Linked DNA regions of Homo sapiens: regions 2 and 3 are each linked to region 1. Evidence: chromatin loops called from intact Hi-C (ENCODE). Cell type or tissue: heart left ventricle. All regions are shown on one strand.

Region 1 (8,000 bases):
TTTTTGAGACAAAGTTTCATTCTTATCGTCCAGGCTAGAGTGCAATGGCACGATCTGGGCTTACTGCAACCTCCGCCTCCTGGGTTCAGGCAATTCTCCAGCCTCAGCCTCCTGAGAAGCTGGGGTTACAGGCGACAGGCAACATGTCCGGTTAATTTTTTGTATTTTTAGTAGAGATGGAGTTTCACCATGTTGGCCAGGCTGGTCTTAAACTCCTAAGCTCAGGTGATCTTTCCGCCTCAGCCTCCCAAAGTGCTGGGATTACAGGTGTGAGCCACCGCGCCTGGCCCAAGTTTACATTTTAACATTAAGGAAATTAGCAATAACCTCTCAGAGATCAAAGCAACTTGTTCTGTCCATTTCAAATATAAATAATCCCTGACATTTATAGTAGTTTTGGGCCTTTTTCCATCCCCACAAGGGACATAAATAAAATATTCAATTCAGTAAGAATTTACCAGTATGACAATATATCTCATGTTTTGCAATGTTTTGTTTTCACATGCATTATCCTGTTAGTGCTGCTCCCAATGGCCCTCACTAGGTGAGTGTTATTTATAAAATATCCTATTTTATAGATGTAGAAATGGGCTTAGAGAGGCAAGATGACCTGCTCAAGTTCATACAGCTAATCAAAAGAGTGCGAGGAAATTAAGGTGGGTATTCTAACTCAGAGCCCAGCACTCTTTCTATATGTGGCATCTGTCACTCACCAATTTCTAATATTTGCCCAACTATCTGCTAGCAGGGAATATAAAGTAAAACATGGTTTCTGCCCTTCAGTTGAGAGATAAAGTATAAGCAGTTGTTAGCAATTTCAAATTGCTTTAAGTCAGTGATCAAATGAATAGACAATGAAGTCAGAGAAAGGAGATAATCTTGTTAGGGTGATGAAGTTGTAGCCCTTAATAGTACCATACTAAAATATACTGTGCTTATTTTTGTTATATGATTTCACTGCTTTAGCCTTTTCAGCTTGCACAAAATGAAAACAGTTACCAGAACTATGTTTTCCAAAGATGCAAATCTAAGCTGATTATCAGTTCAGATACTGTCTTTGAGAGGGGTTAGAAATGTAAAGAAACAAATGATAGACTATTTATAAGAAGGGTAAATGCTTTAGTTAAATTTAGAAATCTTAACACCTCTACTTTTGCTTTTGAAAGTGGTCACATGCTAACTTTTGCATGGGCAAATTTAGGACTCAAATTATAGGAAGAAACCTTCCTTGGATTAAGAGGAAACATTAAAGAAATACAAGTGAGGTTATTTCCATTGCCCCTAGGCAGAATCCATTGTTCCTCAGCTGTATTTCCCAAGCTTTTTGTACTTGCTCGGTTTTAGATATTATGTATTTATTTATGTCAAGTCGCCCCTTGGTATCCACAGAGGATTGGTTCTAAGATCTCTCTTGGATACCAGTTAATGGCTGCTCAAGTCCCTGATATAAAATACAACCTTTGTATATAACCTATGTACATCCTGTTGTATACTCTAAATCACCTCCAGATGACTTATAATACCTAATACAATGTAAGTGGTATGTAAATAATTGCTTCACTGTATTGTTTAGGGAATAATGACAAGAAAAAAGTCTGTACACGTTCATTACAGTTGCAATACTTTTCCCAAATATTTTTGATCTGTGGTTGGTTGAATCCATGGATACAGAACCCACAGAGAGTTAACTGTATCTGCTTCTTCCATTAACCTGTTAATTGCCTGAGGACTTCATATTCCCAGATTCCCAGCACTAATATAGTGCCTGACACATAGCAGGAATACAAATATTGGTGAATTTTGTTGAGTTGAATCTGGAACTTGACAGTCCAAACTCTGGTAACTCCTAAGCCCTGGTGAGACCTAATTAGGCCGGATAGTTTTTAGCCACTAGGACTAATGGGAAGCATATCATGTATTATATATTTTAAATTAAATATTTTATACTTAAAGTAGTTCTTTTTTGAATTGCTAGTTTGATGGCAGCTGTTTACTTAGGACCAAGAGTATGGCACAAATGACTCCCTGGGGAAAGTTTAGCAGTTGAAATAGAGGACATAGTCCAATCTCTTAGCACCACAAGAATATGTCCATTGCCTTAATGGCATCCCTTGTCCCCATCACATCTCACAACTATGTCACCTTCATCATAAAGAACTACGAAAACATACTACTGCCTGATTTAACATGCATTTATTAATCTCCTATTATGTCTTCAGAAGGATGCTAGTTATTAGAGATGCAGAGGTGAATAAGAAATATCTGGCCAGTCACAGTGGCTCACTCCCATAATCCCAACATTTAAGGAGGCCAAGGTGGAAGGATTGCTTAAGACCAGGAGTTCGAGACCGGCCTAGAATACATAGCAAGTCCCTGTCTCTACAAAAAATAAAATGTCTGGATGTGGTGGTGCATACCTGTAGTCCTAGCCACTCAAGAGACTGAGGCAGGAGAACTGCTTGAGCCCCCAGGAGGCCAAGGCTGCAGTGGGTTATGATTGTGCCACTGCACTCCAGCCTGGGTGACATAGCCAGATTCTGTCATAAAAAAAAAAAAATCTATGGAGCACCCTTTATGGGTCAGGCAGCATGGCAGCCACTGGAGATAACAGTAACTGATTCCCACTCTTCTTTTTTTTTTGAGACGGAGTCTCGCTCTGTCACCCAGGCTAGAGTGCAGTGCAGCGATCTTAGCTCGCTGCAACCTCCGTCTCTCGGGTTCAAGCAATTCTCCTGCCTCAGCCTCCTGAGTAGCTGGGACTACAGGCGCGTGCCACCACACCTAGCTAATTTGTTGTATTTTTAGTAGAGATGGGGTTTCACCGTGTTAGCCAGGATGGTCTTGATCTCTTGACCTTGTGATCCGCCCGCCTTGGCCTCCCAAAGTGCTGGGATTACAGGTGTGAGTCACTGCGCCCGGCCGATTCCCACTCTTATAAAATGTATATGGTATTTCACACTCCAGTGAGAAGGAGAGATATGAATTGTGATAAGTTGCAATAGAACTGAACCTAGAAAAGGAAGTAACTAATTCTGCTTCTCTGTGACAGGGAAAGCTCCATAGAGGAAGCAAAATTTGAACTTGGCCTTGAACCATGGATGGGGTGCCTTAGTCTAACAGGGATCCTGCCTTGTATTTCAGGAAAAAGCATGAAGACATAAAAAGTGTATCCCACTTGTTAGGGGAGCTGTCAGAATGCTCTTGGCCGATAGCTACAGAAAATAAACTCATTATGGCCTAAAAAAGTAAGAAAATGTATGAGCTCAAACAAGAAACCCAGAGGAAGGGTGACAGCAGAATTGGTTAATTTAGGGGCAGAACCCACCATCGGAAACACAGATCCATCTCATCTTTCTGCTTTGCTATCCTTGGCGTATTGACCTTCCCCACAGGCTGGTTCTCCTCCTGGTCATCTAATGGCCACAGCAGTGCTAGGCACTATGTCTGGGCACAACACTGGTCAAAGGAAAAAGAAATGCTGTCTTCCTCAGTATGGAAATCTTTCTTAGGAACTTCCCAGTAGACTCCCCTTTAGTCTCATGGGCCCAAATTTCACTGCTGTCCCTAACTACACCAACCTCTGATGTGGGAAATGAGACCAACAGTGGCTGGACCTTGGGCTGGAGCTGGGATTTGCCTCTACCATAGTGTATGGCCATGGGGCAGGGAGGGGGAAGGGAGCCTGTGCAGGCAACAAGCTGAATCAGCTTTAGGAGCCTTAGATGAATCGGTGTTATTAGTTCCTAGGGAAACTATTGGGCTGCTGAGAGATTAGTTTGAAAGGAAAGCAGAAGGCAGATGTGGCTTTGTGTGCCGTGTCAGGGATTTATACCTTGACCTCTGTGCTATGGAGTGATGTCATTTCTAGAAAAGTTTCAAGTTACATGGTTTTAAGGAAATAGTATCATTTTTAACCAGATGCTCAGTCCATCTTGAGGACGTCATCAGAATAAGTCATATAGAGGTATTTAAGATACTAGGATATATGTCTAGTGTAATATGCATACTTGTAAATAACACACACACACACACACACACACACACACACCTGCTTCATTTTTGTTCCCAATTACGACTAGAAAGCTAATTAGGAAATAAAAACTTTTAACATTTAAAACACCTAAAGCAGTATAGTGTTAATTCTATCAAATGGTTATTCTCTCAAAGAATATTTCTGATCATTGAACATAATTTATTAATCACAGACCTCTTTTTAAAAAAGGGAAAACAAATAGGAAACAGGAGCAGAAACATAACATTATTTTTGCATTTTCAGACTTTTCCATGGCAAAGTCTTTGGTAGTTAAGTTAGAAAATAGCCCCCCCTTGTGACCAAAAATCAGGTAATTGGTCATTCAAGCGAAAATGAAGCAAATTTTAAGCAATTCTCCAGGAAGAAGGAAGCAGGAAAACAGGAAAAGGCTGTCCCCTTCAGGATGATGTTAGTGTTACATCTCCAGTGTTAGAAATTGCTGGTTCACAAGCCCTTTGTTTATGTTGGCATGGTTAACTCTGATTGTTGACTCTAATTCCAAAAGTAGATTTATATTTATCTATCTTGTAGGAAAATTATTTTTTAACTCTCCCATTATTTCTTTTTTACATTTTCTCTATATTCACTCTTGGCTTTTACAACATGCACAAGATGAAATAATCATTTTAAAAACTTTAACCTTATTTTCCCCAAATGTTATCAATTGTAATTAGATAGCTAATGGAGGCAACATCTCTGGAGGGTGTGTGGGGATTTAGAAAGGCAAATGAAATAGGAAATTTGGTAATCAAAGAAATTTCTAAAAATTTTAATATTTTCAAATCAGCTGTCTTGAATATCCCTAAATCTTCATGTACTATTTAATTTAATGGCATAGCCATAAATTATTATTTTAGGTAACCACAACTGAGGAGTGTAGTCTCTGAATGCTGAAGAAAGCATAAAGATTGACATTTTTTTGAAGATGAAAAAGAACAGCCTTACCAAGAAAATAGAGAACTTAGTTTAGCTTTAATACCTGGAAAAATACTGAAGCAAATCACTGATCAGCCAGTTTGTATTTATCCCCAGTAATTTGCAGAATTTGTTGGTTTTTTAAAACCTACATGGCTTTGTAAAGACAAAAGTTCACACGTTTAATCTAAGACTTAAGATGAACTGAAATTAAGATGGACTAATGTGTTGATTCAGTTCTCCTGAATAATGATAATAATAGCTACTATTATAATTATCTACTCTGACATTTATTGAGGATTTACTATGAACCTGGAATTGTGCTAAGCACTCTCTATATATCTCATATAACACTACTGTTATATGGAGTACACATTATATTACACGTGACAACATTTCACAGATGAGAAAATGAAGTCTTAAAAAATTTAAGTAATGTCCCAAGACCAAGTCGTGGAGTTTGGTTTCAAACTCAGAGCTAGCTTATGACCTCTTAACCACTAGGTTTGCTGGAAGCCAGGACTGGTATTCTCCAGGCTCACATTCTCCAATCCTCTGCACTTTAAGTTGTATCTAGTTGGGTCATGGGTATTTAGTTCATTCTGTAACAGCTGGATAAAGGGCAATCTTCCACATGATGTAATCCCCAAATTGCTCAACAAAGACATTGTTGTTAATAGAGTCCACTGGGGTCAATTAAAAAATCAAAGTCAAAGGGGAGCAGAGGGTGGTATTTTGACCAGAGAGGAAAACGGCAAGGATTTAATTTGGGAAGACTGTTTTTTAAAAAATATTTAAACATTTATTGTGCTCAAAATTTAAATCCAAAAAAATTAAATAAATCGTATAATTCTCTTTATAGGCTGGGTGCGGTGGCTCATGTCTGTAATCCCAGCACTTTGAGAGGCTGAGGCGGGTGGATCACCTGAGGTCGGGAGTTCGAGACCAGCCTGACCAACATGGAGAAACCCCGTATCTACTAAAAATATAAAATTAGCTGGGCATGGTGGTGCATGCCTGTAATCCCAGCTACTCGGGAGACTGAGGCAAAAGAATTGCTTGAACCTGGGAGGCGGAGTTTGCGGTGAGCCTAGACCGTGCCATTGCTCTCCAGCCTGGGCAACAAGAGTGAAACTCCGTCTCAAAGAAAAAAAAAACAAAAAACAAAAAACAACTCTCTTTTAAAGTACAAAATAATTCATCACCTTCCTTTATTATTTACCCATTATTTCATCTAAATGTTTGTAGCTAAGATTTTCTTAAAGCAGGTTACCCATGATTACAGCTGCCTGAGAGGCCTGTCTCGTGGCATGTATATATGTTTCACCAAAGGCAATTTGGGAATGTGTGTTGGATCAAGATTCAGATAATGTAGACTTGGGTTTTCCATTTATTATGCCAGTAAACTTAGTCAACTCAGATTACCCATTCTGAGCCTTACTTTCTCAAGTCTGAAATGGGGATAGTAATACTGGCTTATCAGTACTTCCTGCACAGGATTGTTGTACAGAATCAAATTCGTTTATATATTTGAAAAATATCTACGGAAGGGATGGGTGTAATTATTGAAAAGAAGAAATCCTAGCATACTTCGGGATCTTTTACTACCATTTGCATCACTGTAAGATAGAGAAAAATGAGAGCTGTGTCCATGCATGTTAGAAGTAATTTTTTTCCTTTTTGTATTCATTTTATTTTAATTTTTTTTACATTTTATTTTAGATTCAGGAGGTACATGTGCAGGTTTGTTACATGGTGCGTTAGTCTGTTTTGCATTGCTATAAAGGAATACCTGAGACTGGGTAATTTATAAAGGAAAGAGGTTTATTTGGTTCATGGTTCTGCAGGCTGTGCAAGCATGACACCAGCATCTGCTCAGCTTCTGGGGAAGCCCCAGGGAGCTTTTACTCATGGTGGAAGGTGAAGGGGGAGCAGGCATGTCACATGGTGAGACAGGGAGAAAGAGAGATGCTAGGCTCTTTTAAACATTCATATTTCACAGTAACTAATAAAGTAAGAACTCATTCATTACCATGGGGAGGGCACCAAGCCATTCATGAGGGGTCTACCCCAATGACCCAAACACCTTCCACCAGGCCCCATCTCCAACACTGAGGATTACATTTCAACATGAGATTTAGAGGCAAAAAACATCCAAACTATTTCACATGGATATATTGTGTAATGATGTGATTTGGACTTCTGGTGAACGCATCCCTCATCCAAATAGTGAACATTGTACCCAATAGGTAATCTTTCAACCCTCACCTTCATCCCACCCTCCTGCCTTTTGGAGTTGCCAGTGTCTATTATTTCCATTTGTATGTCCATGTGTATCCATTGTTCAGTGAGGACATGCGGTATTTGATTTTCTGCTTCTGAGTTATTTCACTTATGATACTCTTCTAACAGTGAGAATTTAGGCTTTCTGGTAAGTATACCTTAGATGATAATTGTACTCTTTAGCGTCTGGAATCAAAGTTTATTCTGGTTTGCTCAGCCAAAGCTCTTTAACTCTGGATCTGGTTTGGAAGAAATGGAGCAGTCTATTCTCATCTGGACCAATCCCAGGAAACATCCTCATCTCAATTAATCCATAAGTCACATCACAGGTTTTTGTGTTGGTTTTGTTTTGTTTTTCTGTCACCACGATTCTCCATCCAATGGCTCTTGTGGAATAAAGCAATGCACAGAAGTGGCACTAAGAAGTCTGTTTTTTTTGTTTTTGTTTTTGTTTTTAGAGATAGCATCTTGGCCCGGGCGTGGTGGCTCACGCCTATAATCCCAGCACTTTGGGAGGCTGAGGTGGGTGGATCACAAGGTCAGGGTTTCGAGATCAGCTTGGCCAATATAGTGAAACCCTGTCTCTACTAAAAATACAAAAAAAAAAAAAAAAAAATCAGCCAGGTGTGGTGGCACACACCTGTAGTCCCAGCTACTTGGGAGGCCAAGGGACGGAGGTTGCAGTGAGCCAAGATCACGCCACTGCACTCCAGCCTGGGCAACAAGAGTGAGATTCCATCTCAAAAAAAAAAAAAAAAAAAAAAAAAAA
Region 2 (8,000 bases), 320 kb before region 1:
ATCCAGCCGCCTTGGCCTCCCAAAGTGCTGTAATTACCGGTGTGAGCCACTGTGCCCGGCAAATTTTTTTAGAGTGTGTGTGTGTGTGTGTGTGTGTGTGTGTGTGTGTGTGTGTGTGTGTGTGTCAGGGTCACATTCTGTCATCCAGGCTAGAGTGCAGTGGCTCAATCACTCCTCACAGCAAGTGATCTTCCCACCTTAGCCTTCTGGGTAGATGGGACTACAGGTGTCCACCACCACGCCTGGCAAATTTTTTGTAGAGATGGGGTTTTGCCATGTTGCCCAGGCTGGTCTCCAACTCCTGGGCTCGAGCAATCTGCCTGCCTCAGACTCCCAAAGTGCTGGTATTACAGGTGTGAGCCACCATGTCTGGCCCCTAGTGACAATCTTACAATAAAACACACAACAAATAAAACAAAGGAATAACTTTATCAAAATATCTTTGTCAATTTTAATGTTTTATTAACTTTTTGTTGCTAATTTAATGGTTAGTATTTAGCATCCTTGAGCCATCTTTAAAGCACCTAGTTTTACTCTGAACTTGCACTTTAAGAATTAGGAAAATGGTGAAACCCTATTGCTACTAAAAATACAAAATTTAGGCAGGTGTGGTGGGTCACGCTTGTAGTACCAGCTACTCAGGAGGCTGAGGCGGGAGAGTCGCTTGAACCTGAGAGGCAGAGGTTGCAGTGAGCTGAGATCACACAACTGCACTCCAGCATGGGTGTCAGAGAGAGATCCTGCCTCAGAAAAAAAAAAAGAATTATTAGGAAAATGTCTCATATATTCATTTTTAACTTTCGAAGTATCATATTCTTTCTGACAAAAGGTTAAGTGGTTTCATATTTTTAGCCTAAAGGAAAATGCTAATAGAAACTTGAGTCAGTGAACAGTTGTGTAATTAGAAGTCTTTGCCAGGTGCAGTTGCTCACGCCTGTAATCCCAGCACTCTGGGAGGCCAAGGCAGGCAGATCACCTGAGGTCAGGAGTTTGAGACCAGCCTGGCCAACATGGTGAAACCCTGTCTCTACTAAAAAACAATGCAAAAATTAGCCAGGTATGGTGGCACGCAACTGTAATCCCAGCTACTAGGGAGGCTGAGACTAGAGAATAGCTTGAACCCAGGATGTGGAGGTTGCAGTGAGCCACGTTCGCGCCACTGCACTCCAGCCTGGGCGACAGAGCAAGACTCCGTCTCAAAAAAAAAAAAAAATCTTTGTATATGGGTTAATTAACATAATTTATATACCTCACAACTCCAATGTGACGGTTAAATTTCAGAGTTTCAAGCTCCATCTCAGTAAATTAATTTATTAGGTATGGAAAGGCGTCATTGTGTAACAAGCACTCCAGGTGATTCTGGTGCAGGTAGACCTTGGGCCACTTTGAGAAACACTGGCCTAAGGCTGGGCACGGTGGCTCACGCCTGTAATCCCAGCACTTTGGGAGGCCAAGGTGGGCGGATCACCTGAGGTCGGGAGTTTGAGACCAGCCTGACCAACTTGGAGAAACCCCATCTCTACTAAAAATACAAAATTAGCCAGGCGTGGTGGCGCATGCCTGTAATCCCAGCTACTTGGGAGTCTGAGGCAGAACAATCGCTTGAACCTGGGAGGCAGGAGGTTGTGGTGAGCCGAGATCGCGCCATTGCACTCCAGCCTGGGCAACAAGAGGGAAACTCCATCTCAAAAACAAAACAAAACAAAACAAAACAAACACAAAAAAAGAAACAGGCCTGGCGGGTGAGAGGATAGCACTTATTAAAATAGTGTAACCTGTGACAGGCAATGTATGTACATATCATTTAATCCTAACTGCAACAATTGTATACTAGCTCCATTTTGCAAATGAGAAAACCTAGGTTCAAAACAACGAGTAAACTGTTCAAGGTCACATTAGGTAGTGGACTTGCGAGTCAAACACAGGTGGGTCTAATTTTGAAGTTTATGCTTTACCACACCTTCAATTTAGATGTTCACAAGTATCTCACCCTAAACATATCAAAGTTAAATTTACTCTCAACTCCTCATCTTTCTAACCCAAGCTGCCACTCCTATATACATACATATATATAATTTTCATGTATGCATATGCATACAGCCCCCTGAAAGATGGAAATATGTATAAAATGTTCTCGGCAACCCAGTCCCTTTAAACATTCTCGTCCCTCTTCCAGAGATGCTGTTACAAATTCTAACTCCCATTCAGATTTCACGACCAACTTTAAATACTGCTTCTCTTTCAGATGCCATAATAAAATAGTTGTATAGAGTTCTGTCTTCATACCTCTATACATTACTACGTTGTTAATGTCATGTTTATGTTCTTTGTATTAGAGTTACTTTTCCAAGGGTGGGACTATGACATCCACTTTATGTCTCCTACATCATACCTGGCATAGCTGAAAAGCTGAATGATTATACTCATGAATGAATTATTAGGTAGCATCATTGGTTATAGGGTTGCTAAGCATCAGAGATGAGGCTTCAGCCCCAACTTTTTTGGTTTTTGTGTTCCAAAAATCTTTTTAGCATGCAAGGAATCAGCAAATAGAAGCACTTGCAATCTACTTGTAGAGTGTACCGGAAGGAAAGATTTCCAGGAAAAAGATCTCAATAACAGATTTCAGTCTTGAATTCTTTATGTATAAAAGTTATATAAGAAGAAAAACGTTTTGTCTCAAAAAAAAATTTTTTTTGGAGTTAGAAAATCTTTTATGAGCTTGGGCTACATGGCGAAACCCTGTCTCTTAAAAAAAAGCTAGCTGGGCTTGGTGGCATGTGCCTGTAGTCCCAGCTACTCAGGAGGCTGAGGTGGGAGAATCACTTGAACCCAGGAGGTTGAGGCTGTGGTGAGCCATGATTACACCACTGCACTTCAGCCTGAGTGACAGAGTTAGACCCTGTCTCCAGAAACAAACAAACAAAAAACCAAACTTTTATTTATGTGGATAGTACCTGTCAACAAAAAAAATTGTTCAATGATACTTGTTAAAAGATGATTTTATTCAGGACCATCAAAATAGGTACAGGGACCACTGCTATGGGATTTTGCAGTCAGAGAGAGATACTAGCCTCAAATCTGGGTACGGCATGGCCAAGTGGTGGGAATTTATAGCCAAGAAGCAGGTCAGGGGTCAATGAATGGAAAATTACTCAGAGAAAAACCTCAAGGGTAAGGGAGATTCTGGCTGAACTGACCTAACAGGATTCTCGCTGAAGACTGGCCAGGATGATGACACATAACCTTTGGGGAATGATGAAGGATGAGGAACCTGATTGGATATTGAGTATGATCAGATATTGACGGTGGGGGCTTCTTGCTAAACTGACACAGCAGGGTTCTTTGCTAAAATGGGATTTTACAAGGAAGAGCACAGATGGGACTAGAAGAAGATTCAGGAGCCTGACTAAAGTTTGGTCAAGCAAACAATCTTTGTCATCTCGTAGAGACCGAATAATCTAAGAAGTTTAAACAGTCTCAAGTGTTATGAATCAGACCGTTAATGGTCATGGAAATTTACTGAATATTCTATCAGGAGCAAAGCTTTCCAGTAATTGAAGCTGGATTTATTTATACAGAGAAAAAAATGCTTTACACGTAAGTCCCTCCAAACTGTTTAGCCTAACATTGAATGATGATACCCTTGGGAACTTAATTCTTTTTAAGCCTAATAACTGTGCTTTATGAAGCTGTCACTAGGTGGCATGGCAATGCTTGGTTAGAAATTTCCCTTTGGAAATTAATGCCTCAGAACCTTCAAAAACTATTCAGTAGAAGTCAGTTTCTTTGTAAACAAGTTTCATTGTTTACAAACGTTTCACTGTTTACAAGTTTCATTGAGTAGTAGTATGGATGTATGTGTGTGTATATATATATATGTATATACACATACATATACATATATATGTACACGTTGATAAAAATAAGCTCCATTAGAGAATGTTGTAGGAAATACTCAATTTAAATGATAACAAAATAAGATATTTAAAGTATGCTTAACAACTCTGACTTCTGGTAATTCTATTTCTAAACTATATTTTATCCTAATCTAGAATACTCATCTGATAGTATTTTCCCTTTTAACCCAAACAGGTCAAATCGTAAATCCAGGTCTATGATTCCAGAGCCCATATTCTTTTTTTCTTTTAAGGTTTTTTTTTTTTTTTTATTCTCTTTTTAAAAATTCTTCATTTCCATAGGTTTTTGGGGAACAGGTGGTATTTGGTTACATGAATAAGCTTTTTAGTGGTGATTTGTGAGATTTTGGGGCACCCATCCCCCCAGCAGTATACACTGAACCCAATTTGTAGCCTTTTATCCCTTACCCCTTTCCCACCCTTTCACCCCCAAGTCCCCAAACTCCACTGTATCATTCTTTTTTTTTTTTCCCCCAAGATGGAGTCTTGCTCTGTCACCCAGGCCGGAGTGCAGTGGCATGATCCCGGCTCACTACAGCCTCCATCTCCTGTGTTCAGGCAATTGTCCTATCTCAGCCTCCCAAGTAGCTGGGATTACAGGTGCCCGCCACTGCGCCTGGCTAATTTTTGTATTTTTAGTAGAGACGGGTTTCACCATGTTGGCTAGGCTGGTCTTGAACTCCTGACCTTAGGTGATCCACCTGCCTCAGCTTCCCAGAGTGTTGGGATTACAGGCATGAGCCACCATGCCTGGCCCACTGTATCACTCTTAGGCCTTTGCATTCTCATAGCTTAGCTCCCACTTATGAAGGAGAACATACGATGTTTGGTTTCCCATTCCTCAGTTACTTCACATAGAATAATGGTCTCCAATCCCATCCAGGTTGCTGCGAATGCCCTTAATTCATTCCTTTTTATGGCTGCATAGTATTCCATTGTATGCATATACCACACTTTGTTTATCCACTTGTTGATTGATGGGCATTTGGGCTGGTTCCGTATTTTTGCAATTGTGAATTGTGGTGCTATAAACATGTGTGAGCAAGTATCTTTTTGGTATAATGACTTCTTTTCCTCTGGGTAGATACCCAGTAGTGGGATTGCTAAATCAAATGATAGTTCTACTTTTAGTTCTTTAAGGAATCTCCACACCGTTTTCCATAGTGGCTGTACTAGTTTACATTCCCACCAGTAATGTAGAAGTGTTCCTTGTTCACCACATCCATGCCAACATCTATTTTTTTTTTATTTTTCTATTATGACCATTCTGTGGGAGTAAGGTAGTATTGCATTGTGGTTTTGATTTATATTTCCCTAATTACTAGTGATGTTGAGCATTTTTTCATATGTTTGTTGGTCATTTGTATATCTTCTTTTGAGAATTTTCTATTCATGTCCTTAGCCCACTTTTTGATGGGATTGTTTTTTTCTTACTGATTTGTTTGAGTTCCTTGTAGATTCTGGATATTAGCACTTTGTCAGATGTATAAAGATTTTCTCCCACTCTATGGGTTCTCTGTTTACTGTGCAGACTGTTCCTTTTGCTGTGCAAAAGCGCTTTTGTTTAATTAAGTCCCACCTATTTATCTTTGTTTTTATTGTATTTGCTTTTGGGTTCTTGGTCATGAAATCTTTGCATAAGCCAATGTCTAGAAGAGTTTTTCCCATGTTATCTTCTAGAATTTTCAAAGTTTCAGTTCTTAGATTTAAGTCCTTGATCCATCTTGAGTTGATTTTTGTATAAGGTGAGAGATGAGGAATCCAGTTTCATTCTCCTACATGTGGCTTGCCAATTATCCTAGCACCATTTGTTGAAGAGGGTGTCCTTTCCCCACTTTCTGTTTTTGTTTGCTTTGTCGAAGATCAGTTGGCTATACGTATTTGGGTTTATTTCTGGGTTCTCTATTCTGTTCCATTGGTCTATGTGCCTATTTTTATACTAGTACCATGCTGTTTTGGTGACTATGGCCTTATAGTATAGTTTAAAATCAGGTACTGTGATGCCTCCAGATTTGTTCTTTTTGCTTAGTCTTGCTTTGGCTATGCAGGCTCTTTTTTCTTTCCATATGAATTTTAGGATTTTCTTTTTCTTTTTTTTTTTTTTTGAAACAGAGTCTCGTTCTGTTGCCAGCCAGGCTGGAGTGCAGTGGCGTGATCTCGGCTCACCGCAACCTCCACCTCCCAAGTTCAAGTGATTCTCCTGCCTCAGCCTCCCAAGTAGCTGGGACTACAGGCGTGTGCCACCACACCCAGCTAATTTTTGTATTTTTAGTAGAGATGGGTTTTCACCATGTTGGCCAGGCTGGACTCGAACTCCTGACCTCAGGTGATCCACCCACCTTGGCCTCCCAAAGTGCTGGGATTACAGGTGTGAGCCACTGCACCTAGCCTAGGATTTTTATTTTTTCTAGTTCTGTAAAGAATGATGGTAGTATTTTAATGGAAATTGCATTGAATTGTAGACTTCAGAGCCCATATTCCTGTTACCACATCACAGATTCTCCCTCACGAACCCACTATTTACAGATGGACAGATGACTGTTATCCATCGAAGAGTTGGAAGGTACCTTTGGTATTATCTGGCCCAATCTTAAAAAATTTTTTTTAATTTATTTCATTTTTTATTTCTTTGTTTCAACCTTAAACTATTAAAGGAATAGCTCGATCTTAAAAATACAAATCTGTGCATGTGTATTTTTATTTTAGAGATTTTTAAAAAACTGAGGCTCAGTGCAAAGATATTTGTCTAAGGTTATAATTTTCTGAACAGCAGACGCAACAACATGGTAATATCCTTAAAGCATTTGTCAAAGTATCCACCATTCATAGTGATGACTAGCAAATCCCTACCTGATTCACACTGAACATTAAAATGGCAACTTTCCAAATAAGGAGACTTCTATCGAAGAGGGCTTGGTGGCATGTTTCCAATATTTTCCCGGTATCTCTTCAGGTACCCTCTCAGGTCTTCCACTGGAAGTATACTAACTTCCTCCCCAACTTAAAAAAAAAAAATATGCAGATTAGGGCAGTTTTATCTTCCAGTGTCATATAATTGGGTTGCTTTTTTTTTTTTTGACAGAGTCTCGCTCCATCACCCAGGCTGGAGTGCGATGGCACCATCTCGGCAACATCTGCCTCCCGGGTTCAAGCAATTCTCCTGCCTCAGCCTCCCAAGTAGATGGCATGCACCAACACTCCCGGCTAATTTTTTGTATTTTTAGTAGAGACGGGGTTTCACCATGTTGGCCAGGCTGGTCTCGAACTCCTGATCTCAGGTCATCTGCCTGCCTTGGCCTACCAAAGTGCTGGGATTACAGGTGTGAGCCACCACACCCAGCCTTTCTTTTTTTTTAAGTAGGAAGAACTTAAAAGTCATCTAGCTTAGTGCTTTTTTTTTTTTTTTTTGCCCAGGCTGGTGTGCAGTGGCATAATCTCAGCTCACTGCAACCTCTGCTCCTGGGCTCAAGTGATCCTCCTACCTTAGCCTCCTGAGCAGCTGGGACTATAGGCACCCACCACTGTACCTGGCTAATTTTTGCATTTTTACTAGAGATGGGGTTTTGCCATGTTGTGCAGGCTGGTCTTGGAACTCGTGGGCTCAAGGCATCTACCCACTTCAGCCTCCCAAAGTGCTGGGATTATAGGCATGAGCCACCACATCCAGCCAATGCTCTTATGTTAATATAACATTGGGATATTTAATAGTTTATCCATAAGGTAAAAGCAAAATTTAGGAAATATATAAATATACATCAATAAAGACTTTTAGATTCTTGAACCCAGTGGTTCTTACTGTGCTTGCGCCACAGCCCTCGTGAAAATTTGCTGACAGCCATGGATTGTCTTCCTAGAAAGATGCCATAAGCACAGATACACAAAAAACTGCCTACAGTTTCAGAAAGTGTATTGTACTTTGGCCCTTTGAAACCTTTTCACAGACTCTTAGTTGAGAATTTTTGTTTGTTAGTTTTTTTGAGACAGAGTCTCTCCCTATTGCTGAGGCTGGAGTGCAGCGGTGTGATCTCAGCTCACTGCAACCTCCACCTCCTGGGTTCAAGCAATTCTCCTGCCTCAGCC
Region 3 (8,000 bases), 160 kb before region 1:
CTACCTTGGGTCCCTTGTACTTGCTGTTTCTCTGCCTGGAAAGCTCACATCTCAAATGACCATATGACTTGCTCCCTTCCTTTCTTTAGGTCTTTACTTAAAACTCATCTTCTCAGTGAAGACTTCCCTGGCCGTTCTATCTAAAATTTACCCCACCACACTGCCATCCAACACTTCATATTCCCTTCCCTTCTTTATTTTTTCATCTTATTGCTGGTTACCATCTAACTCTGCCTGTAATTGTTTATCACCTGCTATCTCCACTGGCATCTTCAAAATGGCAGGAGTCACTACAGCTGTTCACTGCTGTACCCCAGTGCATAGAACTATGCGTGTTACACAATAAACACAAAATACAGATTTGGTGAGCTGATTTGAATTAATGATAGCTAGCTAGTTCCTTTTTACCATTGAGCTTCAACTTTCTAATCCGTAAAATGAGAAATAGAGAGTATAGGCCAAAGTGGCTTGGACTGTGAGCTCCTAGAAGGCAAAGACAATGCTTGTTTGAGTCTGTATTTACACTGTCCAGCACCTAACATTGCATTCAGGAAGCACAGGACGAACGTTGAACAGATGGGCGGATAAATATGTAATAACTTGTGACAGGAAAATAAGATAAGCAGTGATGAAAATTTATAAAACATAGTATGTTGATAATTAGGAACCCTCTTACTCCATATTTGCATTTTGATATCAAAAAGCTTTACAAAGCCATTCATTTATTCATTCATTTGGCGAATACACACTTGTACCTTCTATGTTCCCAGGCGTTTGATTTAGGTACTAAGACTATAAGTCAAACAGGACATGGCTGCTATCTTAGAGTTTCTTGGTGCCCTGTGTGGGAAATTGACATGTGGATGTCCATTCACTGAAGACAGCACTGTGTTGGTGCCATGGCTGTGGGACCAAAGGTCTGTAAGACAAGCCCAAGAAAAAGGGACCAGTTCAATTTTCGGGATTCAGGAAGTTTCCTCTGAGGAAGGACCATTTACAATGAGTCTAAAAAGAATGAGTTACTTTACCTGGGAAAGAATATGAGGAAAGGGATTCCAGCCCTAGAGAATCACATTTTCAATGGCCTAAGGGTTGTGGAAGGTTGTGTTGTTGCTATTGCCATCAGCATAGTATCAGTAATGGCTGCTAACATTTATTGAGTCTACACTGTGTGCCAGTCACTATCCTAATCTGTTACATGCAAAATCTCTAAGCAGAGAGATAACCTACTAGAAATATTCATGCCATTTATCCCCACACATCCTATGGATAGGTAGAATGGGCTTTATTGTCCTCATTAAGAAATGAGAGACTTAAGACTCTAATTCTCTTTGTGCTATCACAAAACTGGCATCTGAATAATGTAGTAAATAACTTAGTAGCCCCCCAAAACCCCATTTTTTGTTTTATTCACAAGCTATTTTATTTTCTCCTTAGCATTCATTGCTATTTTGTGTTTTTTCTCTCTGTGTATATACATATATACACACACATTATATATATTATATATATATAGAGAGAGAGACACACACATTAGATATATGTATTTTTAGAGACAGGAGCTTGCTCTGTCACTCCCACTGGAGTGCAGTGTGTGTTTGTAGCTTACCTTAACCTTGACCAACTCCTGGGTTCCAGGGATCCTCCCATCTCAACCTCCTGAGTAGCTAGGACTACAGGCACACACCACCACACCTGGCTAGATTTGTATTATTATTATTATTATTATTATTATTACTATTGAGATGGAGTCTCTCTCAGTCACCCAGGCTGGAGTGTAGTGGTGTGATCTTGGCTCACTACAACCTCTGCCTCTTGGGTTCAAGTGATTCTCCTGCCTCAGCCTCCCAAGTAGCTGGGATTACAGGCGTCTGCCACCACACCCAGCTGATTTTTATATTTTTAGTAGAGATGGGATTTCACCATGTTGGCTAGGCTGGTCTCAAACTCCTGACCTCAAATGATCCACCCACCTCTATCTCCCAAAGTGCTGGGATTACAGGCGTGAGCCATTGCACCTGGCCTAGCTGGCTAGATTTTTGATTTTTTGTAGAGATGGGGTCTCGCCACGTTGCCCAGGCTGGTCTTGAGCTCCTGGCCTCAAGTAATCCTCTTGCCTAGGCCTTCCAAAGCATTGGGATTACAGGTGTGAGTCACCATGACCATTAATATAAATACATATATATTTAAATTTGTACATAATCTCTTATTACAAGGTGAAATCTATGAGAGCAGGGACTTTTGTTTGTTTGTTTCATTTTTTTTTTTGAGATGGAGTCTCACTCTGTTGCCCAAGCTGGAATGCAGTGGTGCAATCTCAGCTCACTGCAAATTCCATCTCCCAGGTTCATGCCATTCTCCTGCCTCAGCTTCCTGAGTAGCTGGGAGTACAGGTGCCCGCCACCACGCCCGGCTAATTTTTTTTGTATTTTTAGTAGAGATGGGGTTTCACCGTGTTAGCCAGGATGGTCTGGATCTCCTGACCTCGTGATCCACCCGCCTCAGCCTCCCAAAGTGCTGGGATTACAGGTGTGAGCCACCGCACCCGGCCGGTTTTGTTTTTTAAGATGGGGTTTCACTCTGTTGCCCAGGCTGGAGTGCATTGGCACTATCTTGGCTCACTGCAGCCTTGACCTCCTGGGCTCAAGCCAGGAGGCTCAAGCCAGGCTGAGGTCCCACCTCAGCCTCCTAAATAACTGGGACTACAGGCACACACCACTACGCCTGGCCCAGGACTTTTGCTTGCTGCTATCCCCAAGTATGTAAGATGCCCTCCATAAGTATGTGTTAAATAAATGAAAAAAGAAAGACCTCATGAGGTAATTATTGTGTAGGCTCATTGGTAAAAAATGGTTGTCAGCCTTTTTCTAACAAACACAACTATATCTGATTTCTCATTTCCAGACAGCACAGTTTAACTGGGATCCAGAAACAGTGGGCCTTATCCATGGATCTTTTTTCTGGGGCTATATTATGACACAAATTCCAGGTGGTTTCATTTCAAACAAGTTTGCTGCTAACAGGTAAGATAAATTGATATAACATGATACAAACCAATGAAATGTGGCTTTGTACCTATAAATTCTGCATAGCTGGCTCTCAATTTGGGGGTGCAGAATGAAAAACAGGAGCCATCTGGATAGATGCAATTCACAGATACTGATCCCAAATGACCCTGATCTTAATTTATTTTTATTTTTATTTTTGAGACGGTGTCTCACTCTGTCACCCAGGCTGGAGTGCAGTGGTGTGATCTTGGCTCACTGCAACCTCTGCCCCACCCCCTCCCCCACCCCACTCGGCATTCAAGCAACTCTGGTTCCTCAGCCTCCTGAACAGTTGGGATTAAAAGTGTGCACCACTACACCCAGCTAACTTTTGTATTTTTGGTAGAGACGAGGTTTCACCATGTTGGCCAGGCTGATCTCAAACTCTTGACCTCAAGTGATCCACCCGCCTTAGCCTCCCAAAGTACTGGGATTGCAGGCGTGTGAGACACCAGCGCCCAGTCAAGAGTTTCTTTTTATTTCGTTTTTCATCCAATTAAATTTACCTTGCAACTCTTCAAGTGATTATGTGGTAAAAAGACCAATCAACTCTGAGTCAGGAGAAATGGTTCCTGCCCCCTAACTGGATCACTGGGTGACCTCTATTGAGTCACTTTCCTTCCCTCCCTGGGCCTCAGTTTCTTCATCTGTGAAATGAAACATTGGACTAGATTGTATTTCAGTTCCCCTTGACCAGTGACATTCTGTAATCTTAGGTTAATATCACCCAGTACCATAAAGGTTTTCTCAGATGAGTGGTGGGGGCTTGCCTCTAGACTGCAAGATGTGTCTCTAATGTCCTTGAGACTCTGTAGTGGGTGTTTGAGCAATTAAAAGTACCCAAGAACAGAGTGAGCTGTCTCAAGAAGCAGTGAGTTCTCTGTCACCGGAGGTATTCAAGCAGAGGAGGATGGCCACTTGGGGGAGATGTTGTAGAATGTATCATGTATTAGAAAAGGAGTGAACTAAATCTCTCCAGGTCGCTTCCAATTGTATTTCCCATATGACTTTCCATAAATGGATTTCATGAAGTGCATTCCATTTTTAAAAAGTGGTTTTTTTTTTCAAATTCTAAAGCACAACTCATTAGATAGTTGTGAAAACAATATAATGATTTACCAATGAGCATTTTTAAAAAAGAGAGAAATAGAAGAAAAGATAATCAAATAGAATAAAATAGAAAATATCTGAATGCATTGCACATAAGGGTAAATATTGGTTTTTGAGACTTGTTTCAGTTACATTTGTATGTATGAGTATGGACTGGGTTGCAATATAAAATATATTTTGTTTATGGGTTAAGGTAAAAAAATTGGAAGCCACTACCATAAGATCTAAATAGGAATAAGCATATATTTATTTAGGTTCTTGTCTAATTTATGTCTTTTATTTATTGTTAGTTATCTATTGTATTCTTTTTAAAAAGTGATAAAATATTGGTTGCTATGGTTTCCTGGGTTACCGCTTACACCTCAGCCTTGAAAAAAAATCACACATAATCTAATTTCCCAGCACATAAAAAGAGTGGAAACATCATCAACATAAGTGAGAGGGGAAGAAAATGCTGCTTGCTCTCTTTTCCCAGGGCACCCTGAGCTGGCCAGGAAATGGGAGCTAAGACAGGTACACAACCTGTCTTGTGCTTGGCTGGTCCCAGGACATACAATGCTTCTTGGATAGTCAGTGTTTCTGACTCTGGGAAGCAGGAAACAACCTCAAACATACAGTAACAGTCAGAAAAGATCAGTCGGTGGGGAACCAGGCAGGATGGTAGGTCTCTAGCAAGCTTACCTGAACCTGGCCAATCTCCAACTTTTCAGGACATCATCCAGGCAGGACATCCCTGTGCCACCAAAAATTTGTTCATAGTTGGTCCAGGGGCCAGAGCTTGGGAATCAAAGAAGCCCAAGAGTCTAGCTTGGGGTGCACTAGACCCTAACACATCTATTTCTCCAAATTACAGGTGCCAGCCGCCATGCCTGGCTAATTTTTTGTATTTTTAGTAGAGATGGGGTTCACCATGTTGGCCAGGCTGGTCTCAAACTCCTGACCTCAGGTGATCCACCCACCTCAGCCTCCCAAAGTGCTGGGATTACAGGTACGATCTTTCCACAGGGATTTCCACAGGGATCTTTCATGAACTGTTAGGTTTGTTTCTGGTGCTTAGCTGAAGTAGCACATCCATCAGCAGACCTGCCGAATAACACAATGCTTTGGTCCCCCAGGGTCTTTGGAGCTGCCATCTTCTTAACATCGACTCTGAACATGTTTATTCCCTCTGCAGCCAGAGTGCATTACGGATGCGTCATGTGTGTCAGAATTCTGCAAGGTTTAGTGGAGGTAGGAGATACTTTCCTTACAGTTTTTGATATTGCTAGAGACAGCGCAGTCCTTTAGAAAATTCACCTTCTGAAGAAAATCCCCTTTACTCAGTTTTTTTCTATATTTTCTTCCTTTTCCTGCTGTTTCCATTCTCTGGTAATGGCTAAAATTGCAAGAATTTTAATTAAAATGCCTTGTGTGATTTTACATTTATGAACAATAAAGTACCCTTGCATAATGATCTTAGAGATAATCTAACCTGACCCTCTTCATTTTAATAGATAGTGTAACTGAAGCCCAAATCTACAGTTCACATAGCAGAGGCTCATTCCACTAAAACAATTTAAGTGGATTCATTAATAAATCTGTACATTTTCAAGGGTGTAGTCTGATGCAGAGATTTAATTCAATGAAGGAGGCAGCATGATATGGAGCCAGAAGGTAAATATTTTGGACTTTACAGGCCTTACAGTGTCTGTTGCATCTACTCAACCCTGCTGTTATAGTGCAAAAGCAGCCAGAGACAATATGGAAACAAATGGGCATGGCTACGTTCCAATTAAACATTTTACAAACTGAAATTTGAACTTCATATGATTGTTGTGTGCCATTAAATATTACTCTTCTTTTGATTTTTTTTCTCACCATTTTAAAATGTAAAAAACATTCTTAGCTTGTGGGCTATACAAAAACAGATGGTGAACCAATTGGCCCATAGTTTGCCAACCCTCGATATACAGCAATGTTTCCCAAACACAGTCATTCACCTCTGACCTTCGCCAGTTTGTTATGCCCATGTACAACTTGTACTATTATTTGCCTATTGTTTTCCCCTAGATCGACTCATTTAAAACAAAAAACAAAAGATACCTATTACTCTAAGCAATACCATCTTTGAAATCATGGGTTTGATGTGTTAGTTACATCTTTTCCTTTTTTTTTTTTTTTTTTTTTGAGATAGAGTCTCGCTCTGTAGCCCAGGCTGAAGTGCGGTGGCATGATCTCGGCCCGTTGCAACATCTGCCTCCCAGGTTCAAGCGATTCTCCTGCCTCAGCCTCCTGAGTAGCTGGGACTACAGGTGCCAGTTACCACACCCGGCTAATTTTTTGTATTTTTAGTAGAGATGGGGTTTTACCATGTTGGCCAGGCTGGTCTTGAACTCCTGACCTCAGGTGATCCGCCCACCTCAGCCTCCCAAAATGCTGGGATTACAGGTGTTAGCCACCACACCCAGCCACTAGTTACATCTTTTTCAAAGCATACATATATATAGTAGAATTATATATAAATTTAATTATATATAGATTAATTATAACATATATACTAGTGTATATATGTATATATAATATATACATATATAGTATATATATAATATATATAGTGTATATATATACTGTATCATATATAGTGTATGTATATAATATACATACACTAGTATATATATTATAATTAAAAATGTAAGTTGTTATATCATTTCAAATCCAACTCTAGTCCCACTAGAGGGACATATATGACACTTTGGGATGTACCCGTGTAGTGGAAAGAACACGATATTAGCATCCATGAAGACTAAATTTTAGTCACTTAACAGCCCTGAGTCTCAGGTTCTGTATCTTGAAATGAGTGGATGGACCAACTGATTGTGGAAGGCTCTTCCTACACTGATAGTCTATGATAATATGAAATATAAATATAAAGACCTTTTCCCCCATCTCCTACCATGCTTACATGTGAAGTGTATTTGAATTTCAGCATCTGTACTGTGAGTCAAAATAGCTCAATCATGCTGTTTAGTGTCTGTTTTAGTCCATTTGGGCTTCTACAGAATACCATAAACTAGGTAGGTTATAAACAAAAGAATTTTTTTTTTTTTTTTTTGAGACAGAGTCTCACTGTGTCACCGAGGCTGGAGGCAGTGGTGTGATCTCAGCTCACTGCAACCTCTGCCTCCCAGGTTCAAGCGATTCTTCTGCTTCAGCCTCCTGCATAGCTGGGATAACAGGCACATGCCACTGCACCCGGCTAATTTTTGTATTTTTGGTAGAGATAGGATTTTGCCATGTTGGCCAGGCTGGTCTCGAACTCCTGACTTAGGTGATCCGCCCACCTCGGCCTCCCAAACTGTTGGGATTACAAGCATAAGCCACTGTGCCTGGCCTTTTTTTTTTTTCAGTCTCGCTCTGTTGCCCAGGCTGAAGTGCAGTGGTGCAATCTCAGCTCACTGCAATCTCTGCCTCCTGGGTTCAGGCGATTCTTGTGCCTCAGCCTCCCAAGTAGTTGGGATTACAGGCATGCACCACCATGCCCAACTAGTTTTTGTATTTTTAGTAGAGATGGGGTTTCATCACGTTGGCTAGGCTGGTCTTGAACTCCTGGCTTCAAGTGATCCACCCACCTCGGCCTCTCAAAGTGCTGGGACTACAGGCGTGAGCCACCGCTCCTGGCCTAGAAATGTATTTCTTACAGTTCTGGAGGCTGAGGAGTCAAAGATCAAGGTGCTGGCAGATCGGTGACTTGGGAGAGCTAGCTTCCTGGTTCATAAACAACTACCTTCTCTTTGTCTGCCCATGGCAGAACGGATGAGGGAGCTCTCTGGAGTTTCTTTTATAAGGCACTAATCTCATTCATGA

Evidence for each region. Peaks named below come from ENCODE experiments on the same cell type or tissue, not always from the same donor. Only the 100,000 strongest peaks of a DNase experiment are listed, where the experiment ranks them.
Region 2: it touches region 1 in a loop (9-fold over the local background); 81 of 110 quality-filtered maps call a loop at or near these places.
Region 3: it touches region 1 in a loop (3-fold over the local background); 19 of 110 quality-filtered maps call a loop at or near these places.

Annotation. Positions count from the first base shown.
Region 1 is chr12:100,550,377-100,558,376 of GRCh38, forward strand. All of the region lies in intron 9 of NR1H4 (nuclear receptor subfamily 1 group H member 4), which reads left to right. Among named protein-coding and RNA genes, the nearest start is that of GAS2L3, 19 kb to the right of the region's middle. In heart left ventricle, a CTCF peak has its summit at 4,404; no DNase peak of the experiment used is centred here; H3K27ac peaks cover 270 bases.
Region 2 is chr12:100,231,198-100,239,197 of GRCh38, forward strand. It overlaps a transcript of DEPDC4 not described here. Among named protein-coding and RNA genes, the nearest start is that of DEPDC4, 32 kb to the right of the region's middle. In heart left ventricle, a CTCF peak has its summit at 3,688 (motif pointing right); no DNase peak of the experiment used is centred here; H3K27ac peaks cover 247 bases.
Region 3 is chr12:100,388,097-100,396,096 of GRCh38, forward strand. It overlaps SLC17A8 (solute carrier family 17 member 8), which reads left to right. Exons shown (of 12, transcript NM_139319.3): 3 at 2,905-3,023; 4 at 5,273-5,387. Among named protein-coding and RNA genes, the nearest start is that of SLC17A8, 35 kb to the left of the region's middle. In heart left ventricle, a CTCF peak has its summit at 3,960 (motif pointing right); no DNase peak of the experiment used is centred here.